2 separate regions of the Mus musculus genome follow, and region 2 is linked to region 1. A link is a loop called in an ENCODE intact Hi-C map of the cell type or tissue named here. Cell type or tissue: heart. All regions are shown on one strand.

Evidence for each region. Peaks named below come from ENCODE experiments on the same cell type or tissue, not always from the same donor. Only the 100,000 strongest peaks of a DNase experiment are listed, where the experiment ranks them.
Region 2: a loop joins it to region 1, with 2.0 times the contacts of the local background. A loop is called at or near these places in 3 of 42 quality-filtered maps.

The regions. Positions count from the first base shown.
Region 1 is chr9:43,670,083-43,678,082 of GRCm38, forward strand. No RefSeq gene overlaps it. Among named protein-coding and RNA genes, the nearest start is that of Gm29961, 29 kb to the left of the region's middle. In heart, no CTCF peak of the experiment used is centred here; a DNase peak (open chromatin) is centred at 3,389; H3K27me3 peaks cover 1,549 bases.
Region 2 is chr9:43,541,133-43,549,132 of GRCm38, forward strand. No RefSeq gene overlaps it. Among named protein-coding and RNA genes, the nearest start is that of Gm36855, 24 kb to the left of the region's middle. In heart, no CTCF peak of the experiment used is centred here; DNase peaks (open chromatin) are centred at 329 and 4,149.

The DNA.
Region 1 (8,000 bases):
AAAGGCAGAGTTGCCACCGAGCTGCCTTGGTGGGCAAGACGGGCAGTGGCCAAGAGTGGTATGGGCATGGGTACTCAAAGATGGTTAGAAAAGGATCCTAAGCCAGGCGGTGGTGGCACACGCCTTTAATCCCAGCACTTGGGAGGCAGCAGCAGGTGGATTTCTGAGTTCGAAGCCAGCCTGGTCTACAGAGTGAGTTCCAGGACAGCCAGGGCTACACAGAGAAACCCTGTATTGAAAAACCAAAGATTAAAAAAAGAAGAAGAAGAAGAAGAAGAAAGAAAGGATCCTAGGGCTACCATCTGAGCTCCTGGCTGGCTGGGCTGTCATTTCTTGTACAGGGTTAGCCAAGCCCACTGACTTGGAGGTGCCACCACTCAGGCAGCAGGACAGCTCTGCAGAGATTCCCACTCTGGCTTAACCCAGACTCTGCCACCATCTGTGTGACCTCAGAACAGGGCTGGGGTGTCTTCCCTTTCAGGACCCTCTTTCCCCCCTCCCCTGACGCTTCCCCTCCCCAGCCTCCACCTTAACCATCCCTCAGGCACATACAGCTGTTCTCTCTTCACATTCTTCACAGCTTAAGGGGGGGGTTCACCTAGGAACCTCCCAAGCCCTCAGGAAACACACCCCTCCAGCCCCCGCACCCAACTGACGTTCTCACGGCATCTGCTGACTTTTGCACACTCATTCTGCTGGTGACAAGAATAACCCCCACCACCGCCTCCACCCCTTCCCAGCCAGATAAAAGGATGAAACACTGCTGAACCTGGGCACAGGGATAAGAGCCAGGGACTGGAGAAGGAAAGCAGAGGTCCTAAGCAGACAGCTTTGGGAAGACAGCTCCTGTCCCTAGGTCTGGGATTCTAACAAAGAGTGAAGCTGGGTCCTCTGCGCTACTCTATGATAAAGGACACTATGAGGAATGAATGTCCTAGGGAGTTGTGTTGGCAATTGAAGGGGAAAAGAACCTGCTCTAAGCCACAGAGTTTGGCTCTCCAATGAACAAGACCTCCAGCAGTGCCACGAAACAGCCCTGCCCTCTCCTGAACTCCTCTTAGGCCACTCCTGCCCTTTCTTCCAGCACTGCTCACGTCTGTCCTGTAGGAAGATGTCCGTCCATGTTCCAGCTGCTGGGCTGAGCACAGGCGGGAGGGAAACTGAGCTCCTCCAATCTTGACTTCGCAGCGATACAGAGGCAGAAACTGAGGCGGACATGGACGCAAACCACAGCGAGCAGTCCTTAGCAGAGCATGGGTCCTTTCTGTACCTCAATTTTCTTAACTGCACAATGAGACCAGAATGCCTGCCTAGCTGTGCCATGGGGTCAGTAGAAGGCGCCCCTGTGAGTACAGGGCTCTCTTCCCCCTTGATCCTCCTGGAGCCAGGCATAACAATCTGTACCTTTGATAGTGTGTTTGAATGAAGGAATTCCAAGTGCTTTAGTCGCTCGCTGTTCATTGAGCTCTGGCTTTTAAGATCACATCTGAGCTATCAGGAAACCCACGTTTCCTGGGAGCCTGGCATAAGATAATCTTCACCCCTCCGTGCCTTGACCCTGTGCTGTAGAAGCCAGGGGGCCTTCTCTTCGGGAAACTGGAAATGGAGCTGGAAAGAGAGACTGTCATGATGGCCAGGCCGTAGCCACCTTGGCACCATGTCCAACTGCTCAAGGGCAGAAAGAGCAATGGCGAGTAAGCATATGTGTTTCCATGTCACATAGAAGGACCAAAATAAACACACATTTAGCACTAGAAGCCAAAGTAGGGAGGGCCTCCTCAGACTCCTGCTACACTCCTGCAGTCTGTTCTGGATATGAGGCTGGCTAACTTCCTGTCCCACACCAGGATTCCAGCCAAGCCCAGCATATTGCTGCCTGGGGTCCTGCAACCCCCTGAGGGACAGACCACCCCTGGCTGTGGTATAGGGGATTTAGATGGACTCCAAAGGTAGACCTCCTGTCTTCTCTATTTCTTGCCCAAGCCTACAGGGGGGTTACATGCTACCACGTAGAGGGCAGACATTTGCATTCGTATGTGGTAGCCCATGAGCGTCACACCAAGTTTTTGCAAACCGTTTCTTCTGCCCACCACTACACCCACATCCATATATAGTCAATAGTCATTCTCCCCAGAACCGGAAGCTGGTCAAAGGTGCCCTATAGTGAGTGGGGCAAGAACCTGCATTATTGAGGAGTATACGCATTACATGGGGGGGGGGGGGGTTCTATGCATAATGTTCCCTCTCATTTTGTTGGGGCCTATGAAAACTGGCAAGGAGACTGGATCAGGCAGAAACCCGCAAGCGTGACTTCAACATGCACCCCTGAGCACCCTAAGGGAAGGAACCTCCCTATCACACCCAGAGGCCCACCCAAGGGCTTCTGTCACAGCTGCTCACGCGTACCCGCAAGGCCAAGAATGAGGAGGCTCATGATTGTGCCAGGCTGAAAATGAAGCCGGCAGGCTTGTGGTTAAACAAAGATGACCACTTAGTGGCTAGGTTGGAGCAACACTCCTTGGCCACCCCTGAGGGACACAGAAAGTGCCACCTCCTCCCAGAAGTCTCCATGTGTCCTCCAGCTCCCCCCCCCCCTCACCGAGGCAGCTGTAGCACTGCATGTGATTTCAGGTTCCAATAGGAAGGAACAGTTTTCTCCAGTGTTCAAATGCATCTTTCACCTAAAGTGAAGACACAAGCCTGGATTTACATGTGCACTTACACACATACACACATGCACATACACATGAAGCCACAAGTGTGGACTTAGATATGCACATACATACAGACACACACACATAGTGAGGGGCGGTAGAAGTGGAGGTGGGGGTGGGGGAGATGGAGAGAAGGAGAGAGGGAGAGAGAGAGAGAGAGAGAGAGAGAGAGAGAAAGAAAGAAGGAAGGAAGGAAGGAAGGAAGGAAGGAAGGAAGGAAAGAAGAAAGAAAGAAAGAAAGAAAGAGAGAGAGAGAGAGAGAGAGAGAGAAAGAAAGAAAGAAAGAAAGAAAGAAAGAAAGAAAGAAAGAAAGAAAGAAAGAAAGAAAGAAGGAAGGAAGGCAAGCAAGCAAGCGAGCCTATCTCTGCCTTCAGGTCTTGGCTACACACACATCCTCATTTCGTTGTTCCATCAGCATTACTGACTCGGGGTGTGTGTGTGTGTGTGTGTGTGTGTGTGTGTGTGTGTGTGTGTTAGCCTAAAGGGTGATAGTGTGACCTCAGCCATGCCCTGGTGACCCCACAGCCCCAGGACTGTGCATAGTAAGGAGCACAGCTGAGGTAATAGATCTAGGTCAAACTTGCCCACGTGGGTGGGAGGAGCCCCCTGATCCCTCTGCTTTGCTGCCTGCCTGCCTTCAGGCCACTAGCCAGATAGACCAGAACAATGGCCTAGGCAAGTATCCAGTACCTATTTCCAGGGCCGTCCCTTCACAAAGTATTTAGAAGTGACACACAGGATAGGGACAGGTTCCAGCTGCAGAGGACATGGGGTTTTCCAACATGTCCAGTCACCTCAGATAATGTCATCTAGAATTTAGGGCAAGGCAGGAGAAGCCCAGGCTGAGACATGCCCAGGAGGGTGACAATCCACATACCAGCTTGGGTTTTGCTTTCACAGAGGGCTCCTCATTCTGCATACTTGTGTGTCCACAGTTTCAGAAGGGCAACAGTTGCCCTCAGCCCCATAAAGTAGCAGTGGAGCCGCTAGGAGTAAGTTTGGGTATGTCTTATGATGGCACACGCCTGTGTACACAAAGCCAGGGCTACTGGATGTGAGCCACGTGGATCTCTCAGCTATGCCCTATCAGCCTGAGATGCCTACCCAGGCTGTGAGACAATATTGCCGCATGCCTTCAGTTCGCATATACACTGCATGCATGCGCATCCAGACCGGAAGCCGATAGTCTTCTCAACCTGAGCTTTTTGGGCAGGGAGAGAGTCACATCTCAATGGCATCTATGGCTTCAAAAGGGTTAAAAGGGTTTGGTCTTTATGATAGGTACATCTTGCAGCTGGGGTATATAGACGGGCATTTCAGGGACTGATCTGGACCCTTGGCCCTGGATTCAGAGAAAGGCCTCTGTCTCTTTGCCTGGAGTGATGGGATGTTTCTCCATTCACCTACACTCCCCTCTGAGGGTTGGGAGACCCCTCCTCAGCCATCCTGCTTAGTCTTTTGTGAGGGAAAGCAGAGGGGAGAGAAGCTCCCCTCTACACTTCCAACATGCCAGCCTCCTGGCACCAGGTGGAGGACAAGAAGTGGGTCTGTGCCCCTCCGCACACCCACGCCTGGGCCTCCCTGCCTGCCTGCCTGCCTTCCAGAGTGATGAGTTTATCTGCACAGGACAGAGAGGTGCGTTTGACGGCTGCGATGACTGGAGCTGAACTCCTCTGTAAGCAGGTTCCCGGGGGAAGGGATGGGAGAGATGCTATCAGCCTTGTCAGTCAGTCAGGAAATGAGTCTTCCTGCTCACCCCTCCCCCTCCTTGCTCTCCACCACAGCCCTGATCTCACCTGGCCACCCAGAAACCAACGCAGGGAGCGGTAAACATCCCACAGGCACTGGGCAGGCACCCAGGGGACACACAGGGATGAGAAATAACTCACCCAACCAGCCCCCAAGAAAAAGGAAAAAAAAAATTTCCAGCAAGCGAGCAAAGCTTTCTGCCCTGTGCCAAGTTGAGCGGGTCTCAAAAACCTGTGATATGTCAGCCATTTGAAGATGAAGAATGCATCTAGGCTGGGAGGGAAGCATCTGGGCCATCTCTGGAGATGCCCCTGGGGACTGTCTCCAAGAACCACACCACACCCTCCCATATGGACTGTCAGGGTTAAAACTGACTGCTCCTTCCTTGAGGCCTGCTTTCCCTTCTACCCCTGCTCAAGCAGCCACAGCTAGGGTCACACTCAGTAGTTTGGGGTTCTTGGTTCCTCTTCTGAATAAAGAAAATAGGAACCACCAACCAAAGAGTACACATGGTGGGATTTATGGCTCTAGCTGCATATGTAGCACAGGGTGGTCTAGTTGGATATCAATGGGAGGAGAGGGAGAGTCCCTTGGTCCTGTGAAGGCTCTATGCCCCAGTATAGGGGAATGCCAAGACCGGGAAGTGGGAGTGGGAGGGTTGGTGAGCAAGGAGAGGGGGAAGGGATGAGGGGAGGGGGTTTTTAGAGGGAGACCAGGAAAGAGGATAACATTTGAAATGCAAATAAAAAATGTCTAATAAAATAAAAAAGAAAGGAAGGAAGGAAAGAAGGAAGGAAGGAAGGAAGGAAGGAAGGAAGGAAGGAAGGAAGAAAGAAAGAAAGAAAGAAAGAAAGAAAGAAAGAAAGAAAGAAAGAAAGAAAGAAAGAATGGAAGGAAGAAAGAATGGAAGGAAGGAAGGAAGACGGGCCTGGGTACAAGCAGAGCTAGAGACTAAAGCCAACAGACTGGCTCAGCCAGCGGCCCGTTTCTCTGGTTATAGGTGTAGCACCAAGCCAGAGGCTCAGGGGACAGCAGCCTCCCTGGTTTGGAGGAGAGTATAGCTTGGATGGTGATCTAGGTGGCAAAACGGAAGCGTGCCTGAGTTGGTGTCCACACCACGTCTGTGGCAGCTGTTGTGGCAGTTGGGGCTTGGCAAAGGTGAATGTCACAGGATGCAGGAGCTGAGAAGCTTGCCACAACCGGCAGCAATGGCACCCTGAGAACCATCAGCTGCCCTAACACAGCTTCGACTCTGTCCTGGGTCCTGGATCCTGGGTCCTGACTCCTGCATGCACCAGTGGGGACCTTGGCTCCTCTTCCCTCCCAGCCATCCCTAGGCCATTTAGGAAGAGGATGAGGGGCCTGAGAGCTTGGTGCTCCTCGAGACACAGATAGCTCCCTCTCCAGGGAATCCTCATGGGACAGGTGAGAGGGGGGTTCTTTAGGGTCCTTCAGGACATGAGTCTGTGCAAGGTTCCCCCTTTGTGACCCCATCACCTCCCCAAGTCTTGCTGACAAGTACCTCACTCTTCTGGTTAGGATGTTAATGTTAATGGTGGTGGGGCACAGATGCTCAGCCCACAGCAAAGTCTCAGAAGCGAGCCACATGTCACCACCCCAGAAAGGTTCTGGGCTTCCCCTCCCCCAACCATGACTCATTTCGGACTGCTCCAGCAAGAATTGGTGCCAAAGAGACCAAGTCAGCCTTAGGGAGGCATCTGGCCCAGGAAGCCAGGCCCAACTGTGTTGGTACTCCCAAGCAGGCCTCCCAACTTCCTTGAAGATGTTCTCAGTGTCTCCCTGCTATATGGAAAGGAAAAAAGCCCCCAGCCTGCTCTGGAAGGGGCTGCTGAGAACATCAGGACAGAGCCATGCTGGCAGCCACCAACTTGCACAGACTAAAAGCCTGGCAGGAGGCAGGACACGCACTGCCTGGGGTCCCCCGCCTCTCTCTACCTGCCAAGACCAGGCTGCCCCTGGTCTCAGTCTGGATGGCACAGGTGTCTTTTGAGCTGCGGTTTAGAACGGTACTCTGTTTTAATGAAGGTGACTGTGTTTTTCCTCTGGCCAAAGCAATGGCCACAAACTAGTTAGCAGTAACGAAATTTCATTCTGTAAAGTTCTTGAGCCAGAAATCCCAAACCCAGGTGTCAGAAGGGTTGACCGTCTATCTCCAAGCCCACTGGAGAATCCTCCCTCTAAGCCCTCCTTCCAGGAATTCCAGACACTCCCGGGTCTGTACAGCCTAGAGTTCCAGCCCAGCACTGCCAGGCCTTCCCCGGTCTTCTGTGTGCCCCTCTCAAGACACTTGTAATTGAACTGAGATTCTTCCCTGGGAATCCAGGATGTCTTCCCTGGGTTAAACATGCCTACAAAGACTTTCTTCTTCTTCTTCTTCTTCTTCTTCTTCTTCTTCTTCTTCTTCTTCTTCTTCTTCTTCTTCTTCTTCTTCTCCTTCTCCTTCTCCTTCTCCTTCTCCTTCTCCTTCTCCTTCTCCTTCTCCTTCTCCTTCTCCTTCTCCTTCTCCTTCTTCTTCTTCTTCTTTCTTTTTTTTTTTTTTTTTTTGAGACTAGCCCTGGCTGACCTTGAATTCACAGAGATTTGCTTGACATTGTCTCCTTCTCCCAAGTGCTGGCCTTAACGGAGTCTATCACACATCCAGCTTTTTTTTTTTTTATTAAAAAAAGAGCGGTATCAAAAGATGGCCTAGTCGGCCATCACTGGAAAGAGAGGCCCATTGGACACGCAAACTTTATATGCCCCAGTACAGGGGAACGCCAGGGCCAAAAAGGGGGAGTGGGTGGGTAGGGGAGTGGGGGTGGGTGGGTATGGGGGACTTTTGGTATAGCATTGGAAATGTAAATGAGCTAAATACCTAATAAAAAATGGAAAAAAAGAGCGTGAAGTGTGTGTGTGTGTGTGTGTGTGTGTGTGTGTGTGTGTGTATGGAAGTCAGAGGACAACCTACAGGAGCCTCGGTTCTCTCTTTCCACCATGTGTTGTCCTGGGATTTGAACTCTTGTCGTCAGGGTTGGTGGTAAGTGCCTTTACCCCACTGATCCATCTTCCCTGCCATGCAAAGACCCCCAATTACAAATCAAGATATGCTCTTGTTTGTTTGTTTGTGTGTGTGTTTGTTTGTTTCAAGATAGATTATCACAATGTAGCCCTGGACAGTCTGGAATTCACTTTGTAGAGCAGGCTGGCCTTTAACTCTCAGAGATCCACCTGCTTCTGCCTCCTAGGTAGGTGCTGTGATTAAAGATGTGTGCCTCTGTGTCCTGCTCAGGATAGACATATATGCCCCTATGTTCTGAGTGTGGACTTAACTTGGGGAGATGGACTATTCAAGCCCACTGCGATATATTTTATTTTCCAAATCCTACTACCATAATGTGTCATATGCTGAGGAGTATGAATTAAGAGTGGAATTCAAAGGTCACACTCTTCCCCCAAACTCCATCCCCTCCCCTCTTTCCTCATCTCAGGGTTTCTCCAGGGAATCACTAGACAAGCAGGCATCCTCTGCCACCATCA
Region 2 (8,000 bases), 130 kb before region 1:
AGCCTAGCAGCTTTGAGACATTAGCAAATTGGCTGAGCAGGCTTTCTCAGCCGGGTAGTGATCAAAGTCAGGCCAAGATTCGGGGGGCCAAGTCTGTCCCATCGATAAGGGAGACCACCTATCTGGTGACATTGACCCCCAAAGCACGGCTCTGATTCAGTGTCAAATGCCAGCCACGACTGTGGGTTTGGACTCAGCCCAAAGACGTGCCAGGAGTCCACTTCAGAGGGCAAATCTCACTTCTGATGCAGGAGGAGACTGTGATAGGAGAGATGCCAAAGCTAAGAACCTTTGGCCCACTGACCAGGCAAAAGTGCAGTCGCATTGGCAGTGAGTTTACACCGTCAGCAGCCAAAGGGAGCATGTGCCAAATGTGGGCTGAGGCTAAGGAATACACAAACACAGTAAGGTGCTTCAGGCGATGTCCACACCAATCCCAGGAAACTGGTATAGGAGGCTTCTTAAATGTACAAACAGCCGATCTTTTGAATGTGCACCTAACTGTCCGAATCTCCTGGCTATGGTCAGCTTGGGACCTCCTGCTACGACTGTGTCTAGTGACATTATTCAAGCCTAGCAAGACTATCTTTAAGTCTGTAGTCAATTTTTAAAAATTGAAATGCATTGCGTCTAGGGCATTTCCCTAGAAACATATGATACAGTTTTTCAGTAGTTCAGGAAAAGCCTGACTTTTTAAGGATTTGTTTAACTAATAAGGAATCTGACGGTTTCCCATAACAAGATTCCCAAAGAAGGATATGGATTCAAATTGGTCAACACATTAGCGAAGTGACGTCATTCAAGACTGGGGCTCTACCCAGCTCATGTGTATCATAACAGTAGCATTATCTGAAGCCTGAGTCCCTCGGGTTCAGCATGCATCTATCAATTGTGACAATAGACTTCCTTGTTTCTATCTGTGGAGATGGAATGTGTCTCTTTAACTCATTGGTCCAGTTCGCTCAACCTGCTAGCAAATTGAGCCAATCGCCAGTGTCTATTCGGTGGAATGGATGTTGGGAAATATTAGGCATTCCTTCCATGTTCTGGTCTAACCTTGCTCTTAGTAAGGTTAGTGAGCCCGTTTGGACTTGGTGCATGCCAAGTGGAGCCATGCTGCTTCTTAGAGCTCTTAGTGACTATAGCCGTTTCCCTGTATTGTGGCTTTTCCAAGGATAACAGAATCTAAAGTCTTCCTTTATTTCTCAAGCTTAAGCACACACTCCACCCACTAACAGAATTCTTGAGAATGACTGTATAGGTAAGCATGCAGGGGCAAGCCTATGGGGCTCATTCACAGTGGACAAGTAGCGGCGGAGCCTACCTGACAGGAATGGGGCCTGTCTGGCTGAGATACTCATGTTCTAGTCCCAGCTCTCCTGGTTTCCCTTAGTTAAGCTCGATGGGTGTCAGCTTTCTTGTCTTTAAAAGAGAGTCAGTACCACTTACACAGCTCTAATCCCCGAGGAGCTGAAATGCTCCAAACTCTGAAGTCTTTTAACTGTTCTGACTCAGATTTCTGGTTTTCAGATTAAAGATGCTCTAACGTACCTACAGACACTTCCAAATCTTCAAGAATCAAACCGGGAAGTACTCTGGTCTCCAAAATTTCAGATCAGGAGTACTCAACCCAAAAGATTGTCATGGAGATGAAAGAAAACAGTGTCCCTGTGTTTGCTAAATATGTTCAATCTCACCCCCAGCCTCAGAGCCTTGTATTATCAGTTGGGCAGGGAGTTGGGGAGACTGTGGGCAGGAATCCATGCTCTTGCCAAGCATTTCTGGGGGATCTTGAAGCAGGCAGATGGACACCCCTGAGAAGCATGTCATCGCAGTGAGTAATGGGGTGCCCACTGTGTCCATGTCTTGTGTGAAGCTCGGTGATGAAAGACAATTTGGCTGGGAATTGAAAATGCCGGAACACAGCCATGTGTACCACCCGGCCTTGTCTTAAACAGCCTTCAGCTTTTAGTCCTGTTGTCATCCCCTTCCTTCAGACTTGGGGTGTTTTCACTGACGAGAAGCAAATAAAGGAGAGTCGGCTTTCCCTCCGGCCTTCCTCCCTCAGCCTCCCAGTGCTGACCCTAGAGAATGCAATCACCTCTTCTCTTGCTCCACGTCAAGTTCCGAGTTTGCTCTCTTCATTATCCCTGTAATTCCCAGCTCAGTGTGGACTGCGCGCAGTCAGTGGTACTCTTCAGCCATGCTATGTCAGGCTTAGGTTTGAGGGACAATGTCTTTTCCTCTTCTGTCCCTTTATTATCTGAGCACAGCATGGGGCCCTGTCCACCCAGTGTTTTCTTCCTTGTGGTCCTTGGCTGATAGCATCATCTGAGAAACTTCTCAGCCTTCCCAAGCCATCTCTCTTCAGGAGGCCCTGTCCCCAGACTAGTGATGGCCCTTTCTTTGTACCCAGACAGTCCTTCTGTCTGAAACTCTACAGAGAAAAGTCTACTCTGGTCGGGCTTACATTTCCTTCTTTTGTCTCTTAGGGACTCTGAGATGACTTGTTCCCAATCTCCTGGTCTCATTTATCTGATGATGAAGGAAAGAAGAAGAAAAAATTCATACCCTAAGATTTGATGGCTGAAATAGCAACCATCCATTTTCTGTGGATTCTGCCACTGAGGCAGGGTTTAGAGGTCACCTTCACAGCTGTCATCAGTGGGTGAGCTGGGACCCAGTTTCTCTCATTTTTTAAAAAGATTTGTTTATTTTATGTATATGAGTATACAATAGCTGCCTTCAGACACACCAGAAGAGGGCATCAGATCCCATTACAGATGGTTGTGAGCCACCATGTGGTTACTGGGAATTGAACTCAGGTCCTCTGGAAGAGCAGTCAGTGCTCTTAGCCACTGAGCCATCTCTCCAAGCCCCTAGGCCTGGAGTAATGGGTAACTGAGGTGACTGTCATAAGTCCAAAGACCTCTCTCAGCTGTGAGGTGGGGAACAGCTCTGGACTTCCTTACACAGCTGTAAGAAACCAAGAGGAAGAACACAAAAGTCTCTTAAGTCCTGGGTTTGGAGGTCACACAGCGTCACCTCCATGGCCTCCCACTGCTCAGAATATTCTGGTGGCCTGCCTAGACCAAGGACAGAGAACAGCCTCCAGCACTTGAGGGAAGGAGATACAAATTGAACCCTTTATATATAATCTTCCAGCCTCATACCCTTCTGCCTATTGTGAGGCCTTGCATTGATCAGTCTGCAAAGAATACAGGTCTTGTCTCTGGAAAAAAACAAACAAACAAAAAACCCTCAAAAGCTGGTGGAAGACATAGCAAAGGAGAGCCTTGCCACCTGATGTGAAAATTGATAATAACGCCATCATCTTGGAAGTATTTACCACAGTCACTGGGCTTCATCTTGTTGAACCATCACTGTTATGTTCTGGGGGAGCACATGTTATCTGTCAGAGGGTTATCTTAATTAGCTTTCTATTGGTGTGATAAACACCATGACCAAAAGCAACTTGGAGAGGAAGGGGTCCTCCCCACCCTTACACATCCACATCACAGTCCATCCTTGAAGGAAGTCAGGGCGGGAACTCAAGGCAGGAACTTGGAGGTAGGAACTAACGGAGAAGCCATAGGGAATGCTGCCTACTGGCTTCCTCCTGGTGGCTTGCTCCATTTGGTTTCTTGTATACCCAGGACCACCTGCCCAGGAGTGGCACCAACCACAGTGGGCTGAACCCTCCCACATTAATCATTAATCAGGAACATGTGCCACAGACTTGCCTACAGGTCCATCTGATAGAGGCATTTCTCAATTAAGTTTTTCCCTTTCTGATGTGTTTAGATTTGTGTCAGGTTGACAAAACCCAGGCAAACAAGGAACGGTGTTAGGTGCTGAAGAGAGAGGCAGAATTATGCCCCGGAGTCTCAGACACTGTTGGAACGGCTCAGCCAATAAGCAGATGAGGGCAGGAGAAGGAGGGGGACTACATAAAGTTTCTCTCCGTGATAGACACCTCAAGGCTGCTCTCCTGGGCCCTTGGTAGGCTGCTTGTGTCTTTTCTGTAACTTCGGGCTGAGAACACAGTCCGGGATGTCCTAGGGCTGGAGAACAAAGGAGTCACCTGCTGCCTAAGTGTCTCAGGGTCACGTGACCAGGGAAGCCTCGTTTCCCCAAGCCACACAGGAAGCCGCATCTCTGAAAACTCACCCATGACGTCAGCGCTGCATCCAGAAAGGCCCCTGTGCCTTCCTCCCACGCATTCCCCGCATTTACCAATTACTGAAAACAGCTCAAAATAGCACCTGTCCCTCCCCCGGGGCCGCTGCATGAATACTGCTTGTGATCATTTTCGGGAGGGATAGAGTCTGCAGGAAATCGGTCCAAAGAGAGGATTATTATCAGGCATGTGTGCCAGTGCCAGGTCTGGTTTTAACTGCCTGGATCTGGCCAGCATGCACTTTGCGGTTTTTTTCCTGCAAGACCTTCATGGGTAGCTGTGACTAGCAGTGCCATGGGAGGCCATAAGGACAAACTCAGCAAGGACAAGCTCCTAGCCCTGGGGTCTTCTGGAAACCATGCAGTGATCTATTTTCACCTTAGCCCAGTATCTCTCTAATCTAGGACGGTCCCAAAGATCCCAAGAGACTCCTGTGCCACCGTCCCCCTTCCCCCAGTTACTCATAAACTCATTGTAAAGTCTGCCAGAGTTGTGGGGAAAGATGCTTTTTGCAACACAATAAATAAAACCAACATAATAAGATAAATAGCCATCAGTAAGTTTGCAGAAGCCATGGTGCCCTTTGAGGATGAAGCTCCACATAACAATTAAATGAACGAGTGGATCTCTCCATAATGGAATTGGAAGCACACCAAGGACTATTGCGAACTGAATGCTAGCCACACGAATATGTTCTACCTCTCCGTGTATCTGTCTATCCATCATCTCTCTCTGCCCACACGTCTATCTACATGATAAATCAGTTAGTGTTATTTCCTTCCAGGAAGGACCTAAAACTGGGAAAGGGAAGGGCTGCGTGATTTGAATGACTATAAGAATGTGTGCATGCTGATATAATGTAAAAATTTAAAAACAAACAAACAAACATTGTAATTGGTTGTGGTAGTGCACGTCTGTGGAGGGACCAGAGAGGAGCCTCGGCAACACAGTGAACCCTTGTCTCAATAACAACGATAAGATAATAAATTCTCAAGCCAAACAAAGCTGGAGAGAATAAGCCACCAACAGATCCTAATGCAATCCATCCCTAATTTGAGTCTCAGTTTATTTGGGTGTCTCTTCTTCCTGGGCATCAGTCCTGCTCTGAAATAGATTGTCTGGCACCTTGCCTCTCCCCTATGTCACCCTCCTCCGTCTTCAGCTTTCATTTTACCTCCGGGCCCTTCCTTACCCCAGCCACACTATCCCAGACTCTAGAAGGCAACAGCACAGCTCAGTAGTCTTGGGTTCTAAATGCAGGGTTGTTCTTCATCTGCCCTGGGTGCCTTTGCCTAATATTCCCCAAGGGCCTTTCCTAATGATTTTTTTTTTTTTTTTGGTCACTTTCTTCTCTTCCTGCCTGGTGAACTCAGTTCTGTTCCCCTGGCCTCCTGCAAAACTGCCGCTAGGAGTAGGTATGTGAAGTGGAGACTCTTGGACCACTGCAGGGACAGGTGACAAGAGATACTGGATTTGTCCCCCAAGCCAGTGGTTGGTCTGTAAGACCCATAAGTGGCCTCTTTGTCTTGGAGTAAGCAGCCTGAGTGACCCTTTCAAGGAGCTTTGAGGGCTCAGGGGCCCTACACTGACAAGTGGCTGAGAGCTGGTTAGAGTCTTCCTGTGGGACATCCTGGGAGCAGAGCCAGTGAGCAGCCCAAGTGAGGAGAAGGAGCCATCATGAGGTCCCTCACTAAGCATCACCATCCTGTCTGTTCAGACCACCTGACCGGGCTCTTCTGGTTAATCTGCAGGACGACACTCTAGGGAGGGTTTCCAGAGCAGGGGCTGGGGCCGGGGCTGCCAGCACTGTAGCATTTGACTGTAGGAAATGGTCCTTGTTCTTGTGCAGAGAACTCTAGAAGAAAGAGCACTTGTCCCTTGAAACTGGCTCTTCAGACTTCTTTATCTGCAACTGTGCTCAGAGGCAGGTGGATGAATGAAATGACCCCTGATAATGACCCTGATAACGTGGGGATCCCACAGTGCCTGGGAACAAATGTTGTGACTGTAATCAGCAGGGTTTCTGGGGCCTATTTTCCCTTGGCGAGTTGGCAACCCACAGCTTACCTGAATTAGGTGAGGCAATTCCTTACCTCACAACCCTGCAGGTTGTCAGTTGTTCTTCAGGGGCTTGGCCATGTCCACTCTGCTGGCAGCCTGCAGAGCAGGTCTCTCTCCTGTTGTGACTTTCTTCCCCACCATTAGTACAGCACAGTGTACCTAGACTTCACACAGATGCCTTCTCTTCCCCTTAGCAAGGCTCCCTGTTCTTTGGCTTTTTCCAGATCCTCTGTCTATCATCACTGACCCAGGACTCTGAATATCTATTAATAATCACCCTTGAGATGACGCAATCCAAAATGAGCAAAACCACCACAATATTAACCGCTGTGGTGGGGTGTGGGACAGATGTGTGCACTGTCTTGCTTGTAAGGGGGGGTGAAGGTGCTGAGCGGTAGCAGCTGATGCCCCTTCTGAGGGCATTAGGACCCTCCTCAAACAGGAGCCAACTCCAGGGACACAAGGAGCAGAGAGGGGTTGGTAACAAAGCCACTTGGAGAGCTGAGATGCTGCTGCTTGGATTATCATCAGCTGCCAGTATCTTTGCATAAGTACTGGTAGGTGGATGTCTGGTCAAAGCTGATGTGTGGGTGTTGGAAGAAACAATCAAATTGACGTGATTTAAGAACCGAGGGTTATTTTGAACTCTTTCGTTCCCATTTGAACGTCCTCCTTTTTCTAAAAAAAAAAAAAAAAAAAAAAAAAAGAAGAAGAAGAAGTTTTTTTGTTGTTGTTGTTGTTGTTTCATTTTTTTGTGGGAAACCAGGAAAGAGGAGGAAAATTGGTAGAGAGAGGCTCAATTCGTTCCTGTTCTGTTCCTGTGCTTGGAATATTGCCTGGATGCAGGGGCATGGCCAAAATGACCCTCATCATCTTCTCACAGGGCAGGAAGGATCTCGGCTAATGGTTTCTTGGAAGCAAGAATGATGCCCCTGTGGCTGGAAGGGAAACTTGTAGTTATGGTAACCATGCGATTCAGTTTCCCCATGTGAGTGGGTGGTCCTAGTTTATGAGAAGCAAAAACTGGGGTTCAGAAAAACACTCAAAGCCAGGCACCAAAATGACCAAAAAGAAACTAATAGGGCAGCTCCAAGTCTTGGTAGAAATGCAGCAACGCTCTTGCCAACCCCCACTGCCTTTCCTGTGGGGAAGGAAGGTCCCACAGATAAGAAAGGGTCTTGGAGAATGTGTGTGTCAAGAATGAGAGACCTGTGAGGATAAGGGGGTGGGGGAAGGAAGCCTGTTTCACAGAGCAGGAGGATGGAACACAACTATCATTGATTCGTCCGATTAAGAACTGGGCATATTAAGCAGATTTGGGGTGTCTTGAAGGAAAGAACAGTCTAATAAAATATTTTAAGAGACCGTGAGAGTCAAGTCCTCTCCTATTCCATTCCTACCAACTTAGGCAATCCCTCTCATCTTTCCTGACCAGAGTAAATGCCAGCGGTAATTTTTAGATTAGGGTGTTTCCTCCTACACCAGGACTTTTCCAGACTTTATGACCCTAAGCACAGCTGCTGTATGAAGCCTGAGAGCCCCTTGCCCAAGCCCAGTTACCAAGAAAAGATATCACGGTTTCACTTGGCAGCCAACAGAATCCTCCAATCCCACGTTGGACTGGGAAGCCAGATTTAACTCACACAGTGTTTAAGACACCCAGGAGCAGAGACATGCTACTGTTTGCATAAATGTCCTCCCACTGAACTTCCTCCCTGTCCATCTGTCCCTTAGCTGTCACACTGCTCAGACCGCCTTG